Regions from separate parts of the Homo sapiens genome. Here all the other regions are linked to region 2. Evidence: chromatin loops called from intact Hi-C (ENCODE). Cell type or tissue: Calu3. All regions are shown on one strand.

Evidence for each region. A loop is a pair of places that touch in the nucleus more often than their neighbours do. Peaks named below come from ENCODE experiments on the same cell type or tissue, not always from the same donor. Only the 100,000 strongest peaks of a DNase experiment are listed, where the experiment ranks them.
Region 1: a loop joins it to region 2, with 7 times the contacts of the local background. A loop is called at or near these places in 64 of 110 quality-filtered maps.
Region 3: a loop joins it to region 2, with 2.9 times the contacts of the local background. A loop is called at or near these places in 14 of 110 quality-filtered maps.

What each region holds. Positions count from the first base shown.
Region 1 is chr12:105,279,073-105,283,072 of GRCh38, forward strand. No RefSeq gene overlaps it. Among named protein-coding and RNA genes, the nearest start is that of APPL2, 45 kb to the left of the region's middle. In Calu3, CTCF peaks have their summits at 554 (motif pointing right) and 754; DNase peaks (open chromatin) are centred at 609, 2,119 and 2,729.
Region 2 is chr12:105,381,202-105,385,201 of GRCh38, forward strand. The region is part of intron 1 of LOC105369957 (a long non-coding RNA gene); the gene reads left to right. Among named protein-coding and RNA genes, the nearest start is that of C12orf75, 53 kb to the left of the region's middle. In Calu3, CTCF peaks have their summits at 2,324 (motif pointing left) and 2,523; a DNase peak (open chromatin) is centred at 2,330.
Region 3 is chr12:105,315,833-105,319,832 of GRCh38, forward strand. The region is part of intron 1 of C12orf75-AS1 (C12orf75 antisense RNA 1); the gene reads right to left. Among named protein-coding and RNA genes, the nearest start is that of C12orf75-AS1, 9.2 kb to the right of the region's middle. In Calu3, no CTCF peak of the experiment used is centred here; a DNase peak (open chromatin) is centred at 2,389.

The sequences.
Region 1 (4,000 bases), 100 kb before region 2:
ATGCTTACCCTGTGTCAGACACTGTTCCCGGCTCTTTTTGAAGATTAATCCGTTTAATCATCACAACCTATTTAGCCCACATCCTATGGGCTAAAGTCAGTCATGTACTGCATAACAATGTTTTCGTCAACAACTAACTGCATGTATGACAGTGGTCTCATAATATTAGGATATCATATTTTTACTATACCTTTTCTATGTTTAGATACACAAATATTAGGTTGGTGAGAAAGTAATTGCAGTTTTTGCCATCACTGCAATTACTTTCGCACCAACCTAATACTTAGCATTGTGTTACAATTGCCTACAGTATTCAGTACAGTCACATGCCATACAGGTTTGTAGTCTAGGAGTAACAGGCTCTACCTTACAGCCTAGGTGTGTAGGAGACCGTACCATGTAGGTTTGCGTAAGTTAACTCTATTATGTTCACACAATGATAAAACTACCCAGTGATGCATTTATTAGAATAAATATCCATCATTAAGTGATGCATGACTGTACCCTTATACTCTCATTTTACAAATAAGGAAACTGGGGCACAGTTGTTAAATAACTTGCCTGATGTTAAACAGCCACTAGGGGGCAGAGCCAGAATTTGAACCCAGGCTGTCTAGCGCCAGAGTTCATGCTGGTAATCAACACACTGTGCTGCCTTACCCACTGTACTGTGCTGACAGCCTTCTCTCTTCTTCACCGCTGCTTCTGGTGATTAAATGGCTATATAAACCTGCATGGTCAGGGCTTGCAGGAAGTCTCACTTCACTAACAAAGCTAAGTTCATCAACTCCTATCCCTTCTACACCAACTTCTCTGCATGCTTACCTGGTCTCTTCCTTACTCTTCACCCTTGGAGTATGTAGTATATAGTAGGGCGAGATGCACAGAAAAATCAAATAACTCAAGTACAATAGCCCTTATCTGTAATTAAGTTATTAGATTTTTCTGTGCATCTCCGCCATACTACAAGCCAACCACCACTAAAAATCCATGGGTTGGAAATAGGTAGAGCGATCCAAGGGTGTGCTCTACCTAAGATTTCCAACCCATGGGCTCAGCTCCTAAGTCAGTGCTCACCAAGCCTGATAGCACATAAAATGCGCCCATTTGCACAGCAAGTAGAGAACAGAATTTCTGCCGTTCCCCCAAATGAGCATTTATTAAGCCTGAGTGACTCCCTGGGCACCACTGGAACTATCCAACTCTAGCCTTCCAATCACCCACCCTGTGTGTCTGGCCTGACTGGCAGAGGTAAGTCATGACTTGTGTGGCTGAACTCGCACTAGCCTTTTCTCTCGGGGGTTGAACTATGTTCTTGTCTATGTCCAGTGGCTAGAATTTTCCTTCATCCCTGGGGAAGTTTCTCCTGGAACCAAAGTAATGCCACCCACCTTGTAATGCATCTTGTTGCTGCCTAAGGACTACTGTGGCCACATCCCACCTCTGGGGACTGACCATTCTGATCAGTGGGTCAACCTTTTGTGTGTCACAGAAGCACTTAAGAATCTGATGAAGGTTAAGAAGAACTCTTTACTGATATATGTATCATTTAAGCAAATATCCTGGAATTTTGCAAACAAATTTAAGGACTTACAGATTTCCCTGAACTTTTTTTGCAAAACTACTCATTTTTGTAACCAGTATAGAATCTTGTATGGGGCACTTAGTAAATGTTTGTTGAATTGAACTGCATGAACTAAATCTCAATTCAGCAATCCTAAATGCAGAAACAATTACACACACACACACACACACACACACACACACACTAGTTATTTGTTTTGCTCCAGAAAAGGACTTAAAGTGGTTAATATTTAGACATTTGCTTCTTTAAAACATCTTCATAAGTATCGAGACTCAGTAGAGACAAATTCCTTTTCCACTTAATTTAACAAAGACTCAGAATTTTTTTTTAAAGAAATAGTATCAGAATACAAAATGAAAAAAGCAAATCGCCCAAAACCAGTTAAAGGACATAAAACTGAATTCTTGTAGTTTGCATATTTCTTATCAGAGTGGTTCTTAGTCCCCTCCCTCCTCCCAAATTCAACAAAGCCATTGTTAACAGTGACTCAGACTACATTGATTCCAATGAGGGTTGGCTGTGGGCCACACTTTTACTTGGGGATCACGGCAAACTTTCTGGGGAGAGGCCATAGTTTAGAGGAAGGCCTCCAGGGGATTCTGATATCTCTGCCTTTTGGTATCCCCACTCTCATTAGTGTCCTAGGATAACAAGTGCTACTCAATCATTAACTCAGTTTGGCTTATTGGGCACAGAACCTTCTGTTCCTCTGTTGATCTGGTTAGGAGAGCAGGCTTTAAACCGTCTGAATTTGAATTTTGGGTCTATCACTTGACCTCTCTGTGCCTTAGCTCCACTGATATCACCTGCCAAAAGCCCTCTTTGGTGCTAACAGAACACAGATCTGTTCTGATATTAGTGTGATGTCCCTTGACCTCGGGTATTCCTATACCCTATCCCAGCCCCAGGATATGAATCATGATTGGTCAAAAATACTCATAGAAATCTTATTCCTTTTGGTCAGCGATTAGTCTAAAGGTGGGCTTGCAACCCAGGTATGACCAGAGAGATGGAAAGGCGAGTCAGCTGAGGTAAGTCGGGAACATAATCCATACCAAATATAAGGCAGATCCTTAGGAGGAGAAAATCCTTCCTTGTTCTTCCTGCCTAGATGCAGACATGATCCTGGAGGGGCAGCAACCACCTTGTGGCTTGGAAAGGAAAGTCAACATGCTAAGAAGGCAGGAAGGGAAAACAGAAGGAGCCTGGTAGTTGTTTGTTGTTGCTGTTTGTTTTAGAGTCCAGTAGTTTAATTGTATAGTGCAGTTTCTGCATCAGCTCTGGACTTTGGACTCCTTATTCAGTGAGAAAAATAAGCAATTCATTTGTCAAGCCCCAGTAAATTTTGTTATGTACAACTGAATGCATTCTTATCTGATATACTCAGTTTATAATTTATAAAGTGAGGATAAAAACAGTACCAATCAGAAAGGAAGTAAAATTACCCTTGTTCACAGAGGACATAATCTTATATCTAGAAAACCGTAAAGATTTCATTTAAGAAATCCAAAGTGTTGAACTAATGAATGAATTCAGCATAGTTGCAAGATACAAAGTCAATGCACAAAAAAAATTCTGTTTCTTTATACCAACGGTGAAATTAAGAAAACAATTTCCTTTTTAATAGCATAAAAAAGAATACAATACTTAAGAATAAACTTAACTAATGAGGAGAAAGGCTTGTACATAAGTATCAAACATTGCTGAAAAAAGCTAAAGAAGGCTTGGCTAAATAGAAAGTCATCCATGTTCATGGGTGATTATTGTTAAGATGGCAGTACCATCTAAAGCAATCTATAGATTCAATGCAGCTTCTATAAAATTTCAATGATACTTTTGGCAGAAATAGAAAAGCCCATCCTAAAATTCATATGGAATGTCAACGGACGCCAAATACACAAAACAATCTTGAAAAAGAACAAATATGGAGGGCTCCCACTTCCTGATTTTAAAACTTACTACAAGGCAACAATAATCAATAGTAGATTACTGACATAAAGACAGTGAAATAGAATAGGAAGTCCAGAAATAATTTCTTGCTTGTATGGCCAAATAATTTTTTTTTTTTTTTTGAGACGTAGTCTCACTCTGTGGCCCAGGCTGGAGTCCAGTGGCGCGATCTCGGCTCACTGCAAGCTCCGCCTCCCGGGTTAATGCCATTCTCCTGCCTCAGCCTCCTGAGTAGCTGGGACTACCGGCACCTACCACCATGCCCAGCTAATTTTTTTGTATTTTTAGTAGAGACGGGGTTTCACCGTGTTAGCCAGGATGGTTTCGATCTCCTGACCTCGTGATCCGCCCGCCTCGGCCTCCCAAAGTGCTGGGATTACAGGCGTGAGCCACCATGACCGGCCATGGCCAAATAATTTTTGACAAGGGTGCTAAGATAATTCAATGGGGGAAAGAGCAGATTTC
Region 2 (4,000 bases):
TGATTTCGGTTACTCCTCTGACATCACTTACACACATTACTCTTCTCCTCTCTGCCTTTCTTCGGCCACACTGATTTTGCTTTACCTCGAACTTGCCAACCAGGCTCTCATCTCACACCTTCTCACTTGCCGATCCCTCATGTCTGCAATCTTGTCCTCCAGATATTTGCACGCCATCTCCCTATTTAGCACTTTACTCATATCTCCCCAGTAAGCCCTTCTCTGCCCACCCCATCTAAAATTCACGCCCCTTTCACCCAACACTTCCAGTTGTTATTGCTAGATTTATTTTTCTCATTAGCATTTACAATGAACATGCTGCATACTTTACTGATTTCCCTTGTTTACTGACAGCCTCCTGCACAAGAATGGAAACTCCAGGAAGCAGGAATTCCTTATCTCACTTGCTCATTGCTGTATCTCAGCACCCAGCCCAGAGCCTACCACCTAGTAAATGCCTAATAAGTATTTTTTTGAGTGACAAGATACTAAATATGATAATTCGCAGCCTTGGCATGAATGTGGCCAAATGGTCACTCTCATCTTTGCTTGGAAGTTTCAATTACTAAAACCTTTCTAGAGAGCAGTTTGGCAATTTGAATCAAGAACATTTAAGGCCAGGTGCGTTGGCTCATTCATGTAATCCCAGCACTTTGAGAGGCCGAGGCGGGCAGATCACTTGAGCTCAGGAATTTGAGACCAGCCTGGGCAACATGGGAAAACCTGGTCTCTACAAAAAATACAAAAAGTAGCCTGGTGTGGTGGCTCTTATCTGTAGTTCCAGCTACTCAGGAGGCTAAGGTGGGAGGATTGCTTGAGCCTGGGAGGTCGAGGCTGCAGTGAGCCATGCTCGCGTCACTGCACTCCAGCCTGGGCGACCCTGTCTCAAAAAAAGTGTGTGTGTGTGTGTGTGTGTGTGTGTGTGTGTGTATAATGAGATGTAGAGACTTACAAAAGGAATGTTCATCAAAGTTGCTTATAGTAAAGGGGAGTTGGAAACCATATAGTGTCCAACAATAAAGGGCTGCTTAAAAATTATGAATCAGCTATACAAAGGAATATTGTAGAGTCATCAAAATTATACTTTTATGCGTAATTTAATGGGAAAATGTGCATTGTCTATTTCACAAAACAAAGATATTAAATTTTGTATAGAATTATCCCAGATATATATGAATGTGTGTATATATGTATACATGTGTACATATATATGTATACACATGTACATATATATACACATGTACATATATATGTATACACATGTACATATATACACACATGTACATATATGTATATATACACACGTACATATATGTATATTTGTATACACATGTACATATATACACACAAATATAGTATATCTATAAGAGAGACAGGAAATACTGGCTTTCTGTTTGTGATGAAATGCAAATTCCTTATGTATTTTTCCAAAATGTTTAAAATGAGGCTTTTGTAATCAGAAGTATATAAGCCCCCTTCCCCCAAAGAAAATGATTATTCTACTGCCCGTCTTGACTGTATTCTTACTTGGGGGCAGGGTGGGTGGCGTGAACAGGGAGAGCTAATCTCTCCTTCTTTCTGACTCATTCCACAGTCAATCCTTTTTCTTATTATTTTCCAAAGGCATGAGGACCTTCCATGTTCCGAAACCATTGTCCAGAGTATTTCTTCTGGACTATTTTCCACTTCCTTCCATCTGACCGGCCAGCTGTTCTGCATTTGTAAAAGCTGGTTTCTGATGTCATCTCTAGGCAGGACCGCTCCCTCCCTCTCCTGCACTCCTATACTTCGTGGCATATCCGCCCCAAGATAACACTTGTCACTCTGTTTTCCAAATTCAGTTTCATTCATTTGCTTCACATGTGCACTGAGCCCACTGACTTCTTTCCCTGTCTGTTGCCAGCACTGGAGACCAAGCCTGCACGCTTTGGCCCAGACCATCTCATTCACCTTTTAACACAGAATCAGGGTGAGTGGAGAGTGGGGGAGTGGTGTGGTGGGTCTTTGCCTCTCGCTGTTCAGTGAACTTCATGCCTGTCCTCCTGATCCCCAGCGCTAACACAGGGTCAGGCTCGCGGGAGTGAACAACCACCATTTATCTCCGGCTTGTTGGGGGAAGCCCTTTCATTTACTTGACAGTTTACCTGTCAATTTTACGTGCGTGGTCATTTTTAATCCTCTGCACTTTCAGGTAATAGGAAAATAATTTGAATCAAGTTCTTCCTTCACCATTGGCGTAAAATCGGTGATTAAACTTTTAATATTTAACGTCTTAAAAAAAATTCCCCGGGCTAGCGTCATGCCTAAGTAATGCATGCATCTACTTCCCCCTGGTGGACTCATCTTCTAATAGCAGCTTTGTTTTCCCCCCTTTATTATTGGCAGGAGTAATCCATCTCTCACTTTCCTTAACACAGATATTCATGGATTGCAGGATTCAGCAGTGTCTTCATAATAGCAGGAAGTTTATGTTCTGGCTTTGCCACTTACTAGCTGTGTAACTTGGGCAATTTACTTAACTTCTCTGCGTCTCGGTTTCTTAACCTGTAAAATGGAGACAGTATCAATAATAAAATATTAAAAACGAATACATATCAAGTGCTTACTACATGGCATGTATGAACTCATTAAATTTCTACAAAAATCCTATTACATAAGATTTAAAATGTCCTGGCCGGGCACGGTGGCTCACGCCTGTAATCCCAGCACTTTGGGAGGCCGAGGCAGGCGGATCACGAGGTCAGGAGATCGAGACCATCCTGGCTAACATGGTGAAACCCCATCTCTACTAAAAAATACAAAAAATTAGCCGGACGTGGTGGCGGACGCCTGTAGTCCCAGCTAATCGGGAGGCTGAGGCAGGAGAATGGCATGAACCCGGGAGGCAGAGCTTGCAGTGAGCCGAGATCGCGCCACTGCACTCCAGCCTGGGCGACAAAGCAAGACTCTGTCTCAAAAAAAAAAAAAAAAAAATTTAAAATGTCCTATAAAATGGGAACAAATAGCCTGAGCAACATGGTGAAACCCCATCTCCAAAAAATACAAAAACATTAGCCAGGCATGGTGGCGCACGCCTGTAGTCCCAGCTACTTGGGAGGCTGAGATGGGAGTCCAGGGAGGTCAAGGCTGCAGCGAGCTGTGATCGTGCCACTGCACTCCAGCCTGCTGGACAGAGTGAGACCCTGTCTCAGGAAATAAATAAATAAATAAATAAATAAATAAATAAATAAATAAATTAAAATAAAATGGAAACAAATATTCTTTCCATTTTACAAATAAGAGAATCAAGAACTAGAGAAAAATAGTTCCTACTTCTTAGAGAAGTGTGAGAATCACATGAATTAATGCAGGGAGGATGGTTAGAGAGGGCCTGGCACATAGCGAGTGTCCCCTAACCTCATCGTCATTGTTAGTGTTACAGGATTGGTTCTGTGATGAAGACATTGCCATGGGCCATGTGGATCCTTGTTTACACTTGAGCTACTCTCATTTTCAACAGGCATCAATCACTTGCATGACAAAATATACACTATATCAAACAATGAGCTATGCTTATGTATTCATAGTTTTCTAGACACTTCTTAAGTCAGGGCATAAGTCTTCATTTCTCCAGAGGCTAATGGAAGGTCAGCCCATAGCCCATTTCACTCTTGAGTGTACTGGGGAGATCCTGGGAGAGGGGAAGGAAGAGTAAATGGGCAGATTGAGTATTTATATTAGGATGCAGCTGTCTAGAGGTAACCAGGGTCCCCATATATCTTCCCCACATTTTCCCAGGTCTGAGCATGAGCAGTGGGGATGAGGAACTGGGCTGGCACCCACAGCTATCCATGTAGCTTATTAAGCTGCTCATTTCCTCATGCATCTACGCCCTGAGCCCCTAAGTGTCTTGCACTGTTTGAAGTGCTGGCCTCTTGCTCAGCACTTCCATACAAAGTCCATCATGCTGCTGGATGCCAACAGAAATGAAAGAATCAGGGACACAGATGAAGACGAGAGC
Region 3 (4,000 bases), 65 kb before region 2:
ATCTTCTTGGGAAGCCGAGATTGGACATAAAGTAGAATGATGTGATCAGACATGTTAAGACAGAAAGAGCACTTGGCATCAGTGTGGGGTGTGGTTGCTTCCTCTCCTGAATGCCTTCCTTGTTGTCTTCATCTGACTAGCACTACTCATATTTAAAGATTCAGCTCAAGCGTCACTTCCTTTAGGGAGCCCTCCATGATCTTCACGGCCTGGCCACCTACCCGTCCCATGGGCCTCCGTTGAAGCTGACATAAACCTGGATCACAGAGCCTGACACATCTTAGGGCACATTTGTTTCCCGGCCAGCCTGAGGGTCTGTTGAGGATTGGGCTCCTGTCTGCACTTCCCTATGGTTGGCAGCTGGCACAGAATCCAGCATTTTATAATGACTCACTAAAAATATTTATTGTTAAATAAATAAGAATAAGCATCCTCTGCTTTCATATTTTCTGAAGTTGTGAGTATGTAATTACTACCATTGATTTAATCCTTACTGTTTGTGATGTGCTTTATGATCTCATTTAATTCCCATACAAAACTTAGATGATAATGACAATAACATGACTACTACTATACTAAAACTGTCACCTGGTGCCTAACGTGCTTGACACTGAAGTGATTTGCTTATATTAACCCATTTAATTCTCATATGAACCCTTTTATGATCCTGAACAACAGAGGCTTGAACTGCTCAGGTCCACTGATATGTGGATTTTTTTTGACCCAGCCCCAGTGGAAAATACAGTATTCAAGGGATGCAAAACTCATATAAGCAGATTCTGCAGGGCAGACTGTGGGACTTGAGTGTGTGTGGATTTAGGTACATGGGGAATGGTTGGGGGTGGTTCCTGCAACCAATTCCTTGCAAATACTGAGGGATGAACACATTATTCTTTTTCTTTTTTACAAATAAAGAAACTGAGAGGCTGGGAGCAGTGGCTTTCATCTATAATCCCAGCATTTGGGAAGGTCGAGGTGGGAGGATCGCTTGAGCCCAGGAGTTTGAGACCAGCCTGGGCAATATAGTGAGACCTCCATCTATACAAAAAACACAAAAATTAGCTAGGTGTGGTGGTGCATGCCTGTAGTCCCAGCTCCTCAGGAGACTGAGGTGGGAGGATGGCTTGAGCCCAGGAGGTTGAGGCTGCAGTGAGCTGAACACACTGCAGCCTGGGCAACATAGGAAGACCCTGTGAGGGAAAGAAAAGAAAGGAAGAAAGGAAGAAAGGAAGAAAGAAAGGGAAGGAAGGAGAAAGGAAGTAGAAAGAGAGAGAGGAAAGAAGGAAGGAAAGAAGAAAGGGAGGAAGGAGAGCAAGGGAAAGAGAAAGAAGGAGAGAGAAAGGAAGGAAGGAGGGAAGGAAGAAAAAAGAAAGGAAAGAAAGAAAAAAAAGAAAGAAAGGAGTAAAGAAAAGAAAAAAGAAAAGATAGAAACAGATACACAGTGATTAAGTAACTTGCTTGTAAGTGGTGGTGAAGTTAGGATTTGGACCCAGGCACCACAGCTGGAGTCTGCGTTCTGTTTGCTGTATAGACTCTCTATCCCCTGGGCTTAAGTGAAGTTAGGATTTGGACCCAGGCACTGTAGCGCAGAGTCTGTGTTCTGTCTGCTATATAGACTATGTCCATCCCTGGGCTTAAAGAGGTTAGGAGGCTTTAGGTTATTTAGCTATAAATGGCAGGGTAGGGAGTTGACTCCATGTCTGTCTGGCTCCAAAGTCATAAGCCTCCAATTTCCTGCCCTGTTCTATCTTAAAACAGAATGCGAGTGTTCACCAGGGTCATCACTAAGGCATTTAGAAAATGAAATTTCTGCAAATTAAACACAGGGAGAAGTCTGATTCATGGTGGGGTTAGCAGCAGCCAGTTGTGGGTGAAGCTGGAGAAACTCAAGGTGGGTGGATTGAATCTGCAAGAAATGGGAATTCAGAATGCAGCCTCAATCTAGGACATTTCCAGCCTGAGACACTATCTGAAATCACACCGCAAGATCTTCAAGCTACAAAACACTGTAGTAGTTTAATTAATCTTTTTTTTTTTTAAAAAAACATCTGTTGTAGCATTTAAAATCAGAAAATGATGTCCTCATTATCTCTCTGAAGCCTGGCAGATTCTTCTCTACTAAAGGGTCCTGGATTTGAAAATCACTTCCTTTAGAAATCTCTTTTGAGTCCAGGTTCCAGGTGCAGGAGTCCAAATTCCTTTTGCTTTAGATAATGATTAAATGTCTCCTTTTCACCTTCCAGTTCCCTCCCTCTTTTCCAAGCAATTTAATCTTAACCATTCATGTATATTGTTTAGTTAGTCATGGCAACAAGGCCATTTGATAGGTCAATTAGCAGCTAAACTTAGACATGATATTGACATTCTGGCTGTGTTAGCCACATTTTTGAGATCCTAGTATAAAGGTTTGACTGATCTCCATGAATTGTCAATACACTTAGACAATGAAGGTGCTGTAATTGCAAAAGAAAAGAAATTTTCAGGACCGTTTAAATGTATTTTGCCAAGGGGGAAGTTAAACCCTGGAAACTGAGTCATGTAGCATGTTTGCAACTTACGCTTCTTAGATTATAGATTAACTCTCTTCTGCATTGTTCTTGTTCTGTAAATGATTAGAAGAGACCAGAGACCAGAATTCCTTCCCTTCCAATCACTGATCTTTGTTGTAGATTAAGCCCTTCCATTTTTGTCTTGTACGTAACTCAGACCAGATGGTACAAAAGAGTCCATGACTGTTACATCTTCAGTGTGGAATGTTAAATGTACCTTTCCTGAAAGGAAAAGACCACCTCGACTAATCAGATCATTGTAACTCTGCATTCGGCCTCTTGTAGAAAAATGTTGAAATTCTGCTAAGCTTCCCTAAACCTTGTCTATGTAAACAATCCCAAACTTCTACACTTCAGAACACTGACTTCCATTCTTTGGAATCTGTGCTTCCCAAGTGGCCATCTTCAACTTTTGCACTTGAATTCAACTCTCTTCAAACTAGTTTCTGGCCAGGCATGGTGGCTCATGCCCGCAATCCTGGCACTTTAGGAGGCTGAGGTGGGAGGATCACTTGAGGCCAGGAATTTGAGACCAACCTGGACAACATAATGAGACCTCTGTCTCTACAAAAAAGGAAAAAAAAAAACAAAACCAAAAAACCAAAAAAACATTGCCCAGGCATGGAGGTATACACCTGTAGTCTTAGCTACTTGGGAGGCTGACATGGTGGGAGGATCCCAGGAATTTGAGGCTGCAGTGAATTATGATTGTGCCACTGCACTCCAGCCTGGGTGACAGAGTGAGATCCTGTCTCTAAAAATAAAAAAATCAACAAACAAACTAGATTCTGACCCTTTTGATTATTTGAGGTTGACAAACAACAATGAAGCAAAACCAGGCCTGATCTCTGCCCTAATGAGGGATAGTCTAGAGGGAGAGAGAGAAGCACATCTCAGAATCATATACAAACATGAAAGTGCAACTGTGACAACTGCTTTGAGGATCAACAGGTTCTCTAATAGGGAAATTTAGCCTCATCAGGGAGGTTGAAACAAGGCTTTGTGAAGAAGCAACACTTGAGTAAAGCCTGAAGGCTAAGCAGAAATTAATTAGGCAATGAGGGGAGGGAAGGGTGTTCTAGGCAGAGGGAACAGCTTATGCAAAGGCTCAGTGGTGGGGAGGGCCCCGCAGTACAAGGAGCTGAAAGAAGGTGATAAAAGGAGTGTAGGAGCTGAAAGAAGTAGAAGTAGGAGAGGCAGACAGAAGTCAGACCAAGCAGGGGTTTGTAGGCCCCGTGAAAGACTTGTATTTGTATCATAAAAGCAATGGGAAGCTATTGAAGAGTCCAAGGAAAAGGAGGGGGTGGTGACTTGGTCAGTTTACATTCTGAAAGCCGCTCTTTAGTGCAAGGCATAGAAAGGGAAAGGGTGCTCGCTTGGATGCTGCTCTTCCCCGCCTCACTCTTAGTCCAGGAAGTCTGGCTGGAAGGCTGATGGAGCAAGCCTGGCCA